Linked DNA regions of Homo sapiens: region 2 is linked to region 1. Evidence: chromatin contacts called from ENCODE Hi-C or POLR2A ChIA-PET data. All regions are on one chromosome and are shown on one strand. Each heading gives the region's core, a stretch centred on a gene start or an enhancer-like site at or near the end of the contact. The rest is flanking DNA. Distances are from core to core; before and after follow the strand shown. Region 1 has its middle 17 kb from the start of LINC02313. Region 2 overlaps AKAP6 (A-kinase anchoring protein 6).

Region 1 (3,197 bases), core at 309-2,808:
GGTGTCTTGGAGTCATGTGGATTAAACATTTGGTTATGTGCTGCTTGTGTTTTTCTCCAGATGATTTCTATACCTAAGTCTTGTCATACCCACTAGGTGGCAGTCTTCTTGACCGCAGGTCTGTGTGGTGGGAAAGCACAGATTTAGAATCAACAGCACAAAGTTCAAATCCCAGTTCTGACACTTACTAAATTAGTGTTACTTAACTAAAGTTAGCAAGTGACATAATCTAAGTCTTAGTCCCTCATCTGCAAAATGGTGGACAGTATCTGTTTTCATTAGGTTGTGCTGGTGAAGTGAAATGATATCATAACATAGAACCTGGTACTTAATAGGTGTTAAATGACAAGCTTACCTTTTCCTTTCTTTATTTTCTATCTCTGTAACATATCTTTTCATACCAGGAATGTGTAATATTGGCAACCTGACTTACCAAATAGAGTAGCTGTGGAATCCTTTTAGGAGAGAAACTGAAATATCTTTATACAATGTCCCTTCTCCCCAGGCACCTAGAACATTGGGTACACCAATAACACTTTAAAATATATATATAATGATTGGAACTATTTCTAAAGAGGAAGGTCATCTTCAGTGTATGTAGACATGAGCTGCCGGATATTCTGTCAGAACAATAGCTATTCATTGTGTTAGTTTCAAAGCTGGCTCCGACAAGCTAGTATTTCAGTGTTATTCCCACACAAACAAATCTTGAGCAAAATTTCCATGACCCAATAGATTGGTGTAAACAACTCGCTGCAAGAACTTTTTACATGTAAACCCATGTCATTCATTCAAATGTTCAGTGCTTTCAGGGAGTTTTGTAAGTGCAGCCTAAGAATTAATGATTTTTAAAAAAGCAAAAACAAAAAACAAATGCTCATCAACCCCTACCCTCAGGATTGTGTTTTGTTGCAGAGTATATGCGGTAAATAGCTCAGTTCCTCCCACCATAGCTGTAGATGGGAGACACAGCCATCAGATAACATAGTCTGATGGGAAAGTCCTTTAAAGGCACTGAAACATTAACAGGCTGGCCGAGGCGTGCAGGCTGCCAGAGGTCCTGACTCCTGGGCCAAAGAATAATGACAGGCTTTCTATTTTTAAATAATAGTTAGCATTTGATAGCACTTAATATTTGCAGTGACCTTTACAGCTATTGTTATTAGTTATTCCTCCCAGCAGCTCTTTGAAAAAAATGACACAACTGTTTTTACTCAACTCCCCCAACTCCTTCTCCTTCCACTGCACTCACAGGATCAGTGGGGTTCTCAGCACATAGTGATGACATTTGCTTAGATGTAAGCTCCATTTCCTCATGAGCAGTGATCTCAGTGATAAAGAATCTTTTCAAGTCAAAACAATATTAAATACGGTGTGTTTTCATATATCCCGTGTGAGTCAGATCATGTCACTTCTCTGCTGAAAACCCTGCAATGCTTCCCCATCTCACTCAGTGTAAAGCCACGGTCTTTACAGTGGCCTGGAAGACTTGTATAATCAACCCCTCCTTCACTGCTTGCACCGACCTCACACTCCTCACCCCCTCCCCATCTCTGCCCTAGTCACATGGGCCTCCCTGTAGCAACTCCAGCCGCACAGGCTCTTGTCTTAGGCCTTTGCCCTGGATATTTCTTCTGCCTGAAATGTTCTTCCTTCACACGTGGCTGCCTCTGACACCTTCAGCTTTTGCTTAGATGTCACCTTTTCAATGAGGTCTCCCCTGCCAACCTAATTTAAAACTGCAGCTGTGATCAAGTACTTATTGCCTCCTAATGTACTATATTATTTACTGAGTTACTGGGTTTACTGTTTATTTTCTCTCCTCCACAAGACTGTAAAATCCACAAAAGCAGAGATCTTTGTCCATTTAGTTCACTGCTATATACCAAGCACCTAGAACAATACATATAGAAGGCATGTAATAAATATTTGTTGGATGAACAAATGCTGTTTCTCTAAAGATTGTTGTAATAGGTTTGACCTGTAGACTTAGAATGCATCTCAGTATGTGGTTTATCTTTATATTCCTTAGCAGTAGTTCCTAAGCTTGTTTTCCAACCATAGCAAACAGTTCATTTTGATAGTAATTCTGTAGAGCTAAATGAAGCACACAAATTCTAAAGGTTGGAAGGAAGTGCTGCAGCAAAGAAATGGATTTTGTAGGTGTTATAGTCCAACCACCCATCTATTCTAATCCCATCAACTGCATCCCCATGGGGCATTGTATCTCTCCATCTTTACAGAAAGGGAGAAGAGGACAGAGGTAAAAGAATAGGTTCTGTGATCAGGAGGCCCTGTCATGTAATTCTTGTTCCACCCATGTCTACTGTGTGACCTTGAACAAGATACTTTAGCCTCTTTCTGCCTCAGTTTCCTCATCTGTAAAATGGTGATAGAAACAACTGCTACCTCATAGCCGGTTTTTTCCCCTAACATTTTTTTTTTAACTGTGGTAAAATACGTATAAAATGTACCATCTTACTCAATTTTAAGTGAACAGTCTAGTAATATTAAATATATTCATAATGTTCTGCAATCATTACCACCATCCATCTCCGTAACTCTTTTCATCTTGTAACATGGAAACTCTATACCTCTTAAACAATAACTCCCATTTCTACCTCCTCCCAGCCACTGGGAATCACCATTCTACTTTCTGTCTTTATGATTTTTTATACTCTAAATGCCTTATATACATGGAAAATATAGTCTTTTTGTGACTGGCTCATTTCACTTAGCATAATGTCTTCCAAGTTTATCTATTTTGTAGCATATGTCAGAATTTCCCTCCTCTTTGAGGTTGAATAGTATTCCTTTGTATGTGGTGTGTGTGTGTGTGTGTGTATATATATATATATATATATATATGCCATATTTTGTTTATCCATTTATTCATCCATGTACTATTGTGTTGCTTTCACATTCATAGGGTTTTGTGATGATGAATGAGCTAAGGGAGGTAGAATTTGGCATATAGTAAGCACCAAATAAATACTAGCTGCTATTATTATTATTAATCCTGATTTTTAGAAAGTCCTTAACATTAAGCTTATTTCAGTTTTATTAAGTTATATACAACTGATATAACCCATGATATAACCCACTTTAATGACCTGGGGAGTACAAATAATAGATATATCTTTTATTCCCCTATTAGTTGCCAGAACATCTTCCTGATAATACTAATAGGAAGCCCA
Region 2 (3,197 bases), core at 283-2,782, 630 kb after region 1:
ATAGCATTACCTGACCTCAAAGGCGTTTTGGAAATTAGCCTCTAAGCTATGAATATTGGGAGGAAGGTGTCTCGTAAACTAACTACTAGTTAGAAATAACTTTGTTAGAGGAAGGTGAATGTGAAGTTAGAAAGAATAGGGCCAAGATATGAGGGACTTTGAATTCCAAGTGTTTGCATAGCATAGACACAAAATCAATACTATTGAATGCATGAATAAATGAGTAGTTAAGGGAATGAGTAAGTGAACGTATCATTGAGTTTGAACTTTATTCTCTAGATCAGGGCTACAAACTAAAATTAAGAGGCCAGGAAGATAGTATAAATGAATCATAAAGCCAGCTGTAAATGGGGAGTGATGGGACTGAATCACCTGGAAGATATGTGACATGTCTTAAGGGCAGCCACTACTCAGCTCCAGCTGATAGTTGCATGGGAATGTGGGCCATTTGTGCCAAGATTTTGGAATTTTTAAAAAGAAGGAAGAAATCTGGGTTTTATGTGACATCTCCCAATTTTTAGATGTTGGATCTGAACAATTTTTAAATAGGTCAAATAAAAACACATCTTTGGGATAGTTTGGACTTTAAGTCACTAATTCGCAATCTTTGCGAAGATGGGAAACTACTTAAAATGTTTGGCCCAGAGAGTTGGTAGTTTAAGAAGGTTAATCTGACTGTGGTATGCTGGGCACACCTCTAGCAGTAATTTTCAACTGTGACTGCAAATTACAATCACTGGGAAGCTTTAAAAAAATAAAAAAACCTCTTTATCCACCCCAGACCAATTAAATCAGAATCCCTGGGGTTGGGTATTTTTTAAGTTCTTCAAGCAATTGTAATGTACAGTTGCGGTTGGGAGGTAGTCCTCTAAGCCTAATCTTTTTTTTTTTTTTTTTTTTTAAGGCAGAGTCTTGCTCTGTTGCCAGGCTGGAGGGCAGTGGTGCAATCTCCTCTAAGCCTAATCTTAAGGGTTATTGAAATAGCCTAGACATGTGGTAAAAGGGTCTGAACTGTGGGTCTGGAAGCTGACTGAAGAAAGAAATAGATAGGTGGGAGATATTATAAAGGGCAAATTGATAAAATTTTGTGGCTGTTTTAAATAGGAGAGTAGAAGAGGAAAGGAGTCAAAAAGAGTTGAAATTTCAAGCTGAAATTTGGGGGCTGGGAGATATAAGGAATTTAACAAATGTCTCCAAGGCATACATAAACTTAAGATACACAGTAGATGAATGGGGCCCAAATCCAGTTTGGGAATTCTAAGTCAACATAACATTTTAAAAGGTAAGGCTGCACAATTCTTTTTAAGGATAATAAAAATCTTTTGTGTATATTTTATTTGTTGCAATGCCAGGACAAAAACTGTATATTAACATTGCTAATGGATTTGTTGAGACATGTCAGGATCATTGCGCAAGGTTGGTCCAGAAGAACCGTAGGGATCCAAAGCAAATTCCTTGCTGTTTAACATTAGGAATGTTTCAGTCCTGCCTCAGTTTGGTTTCTGTAGAGCTTTCAATGGGTCTTGAGTTGTTATCAGTGATGATTTAGCACCACCGTGAGGCTGTATCCAGTCACTGCATATGGCTGTTGGCCTCTGCAATATATACGGAAGATGATCTGCCCTTTTGTTTGCAGCTTTAAACATCAAGGTGAAAATAGTTCTTTGTAATTTTCTTCGTATGGAAAGGTTATGATGCAATAATATCTTGTATTAAGATGATAACAGTGCCTAACTGCATTTGATGGCAAATATTACTATCGTGATGAAACTCAAAAGATGGATAAACTCAACATTGCGTTTTTATTATTTATTTATTTTTTTAGCGTTGCATTTTTAAATTCAACTAAAATGATTCTTGGAACTTTAGTGAATTATTCTTTATCTTTAATCCCGAAGTCATAATTTTGTGTTGCTGGTAGGATGTTTCAGAAAAATAACAATTTAAATACAAAACAAAACTTTGTTATTTCTTGTCCCCTTGCAAACTGTCGGGCAGAATGCTAAGGGGTTTATTCACTTAGTACATCACTTCATTTAATTCTCAAGAAAAAAATTCTTCCTTGATGCAGACACTGTTACATTATATTTTCATTTTATAAATTAGAAGAGACAGAAGTTAGTAATTTACTCAAGGATATAGAACTTAAACATTGGGCTCAGTTCACAATCCCTCATTTTAATTATGAAAACTTGAATAAGTCACTTAAAGCTTACTGTATAAGTCTTCTAGTCTTCAAAATGAGATGTTAATTATGTTTGTCATGCCTTTGCTCAGATTATTGTATGAAACTACAAAGAGCAAAGGGGTCATTGTAAATCTAAAGGCTACATAAATATTAGTTTTATTATTATTGTGACTTTTCCTATGAATCTAGGGAATTAGCACCATATATATTAGAAATAACTAGGGTAAGAACCTTAATTCTGCCCCTAAGTAGCATCGTGACCTTGGAAATGTAACCTCGCAAGCCTCAGTTTTAAAAAATAAATATTAATAAAGGAATAGAATTGAATGACCTATAAATACTTTTCTGTTCTGAAATTTTATGAGAGACTAACTGTGAGGAATAACTAAGAGAAGCACTCATTTCTTTGTACAATATTCCTTGGCGTATATCACTTCAACATGGCTGACTTTGTGTTCCTTGGAACTTTGGGTGAACTCAAGTTTCCCTTAGAAGATCCTAATGGTAAGTGAATGTGAGGCTGTGACATTAACGAGCCTGGAGGAATGAGCCATTCATGCTGCATTCCTAGCACTGTAATATGACAAGAGCCAGACATCCTTGAGGAATTTGGGGCCTGGCTAGAGTTTATAAGATGCCAAGAGACCAGGGCCAGTGGTGACAGTAAACAAGTGAGTTACCCAGTAAGAATTAGATATGGATTAGCCTGAATTTATGGCAAATAAGGTCAGCTAAGTGAAGCAGTTAAAAACATTTGCCTTGGCAGACTTGTCATTGTGATGCCTTAAAATTACCCATCAGCACTGAGGCTTGTGCTCTGTTCAGACAATATGGGGGGAAATCATTTCAAGAGTGTGGGTTCTGTTTCAAGGTCACTCATGATGTCAGGCCCTGTCTGAGGTTATAGAATTTTCTATCTAAGAATGATAGGCTTGAATTTTGCATGGTGATTAAGCAACTTTATCCAGGAAAGGTGCTGCCTGTAATATCTGCTTCATACGCTTTCCAT

Evidence for each region. A loop is a pair of places that touch in the nucleus more often than their neighbours do. ChIA-PET counts read pairs that join two places held with the same protein, here RNA polymerase II (POLR2A). Pooled maps may share reads with other maps.
Region 2: a loop to region 1 is called in a map of naive thymus-derived CD4-positive, alpha-beta T cell, with 28 times the contacts of the local background. The contact joins two enhancer-like sites. A Hi-C loop is called at or near these places in 22 of 168 maps with a recorded cell type or tissue (A673, CD8-positive, alpha-beta T cell, Caco-2 and 15 more), 28 of 37 single-sample maps with no recorded cell type and 33 of 50 pooled maps. POLR2A ChIA-PET finds 5 or more read pairs at or near these places in 1 of 52 experiments (Caco-2).

Annotation. Positions count from the first base shown.
Region 1 is chr14:31,926,150-31,929,346 of GRCh38, forward strand. No RefSeq gene overlaps it. Among named protein-coding and RNA genes, the nearest start is that of LINC02313, 17 kb to the right of the region's middle. Within about 2 kb of position 1,559, at least 11 of the 41 ENCODE cell types and tissues checked have a DNase peak (open chromatin) inside an H3K27ac peak, as active enhancers do.
Region 2 is chr14:32,558,904-32,562,100 of GRCh38, forward strand. All of the region lies in intron 4 of AKAP6 (A-kinase anchoring protein 6), which reads left to right. Among named protein-coding and RNA genes, the nearest start is that of AKAP6, 230 kb to the left of the region's middle. Within about 2 kb of position 1,533, at least 3 of the 41 ENCODE cell types and tissues checked have a DNase peak (open chromatin) inside an H3K27ac peak, as active enhancers do.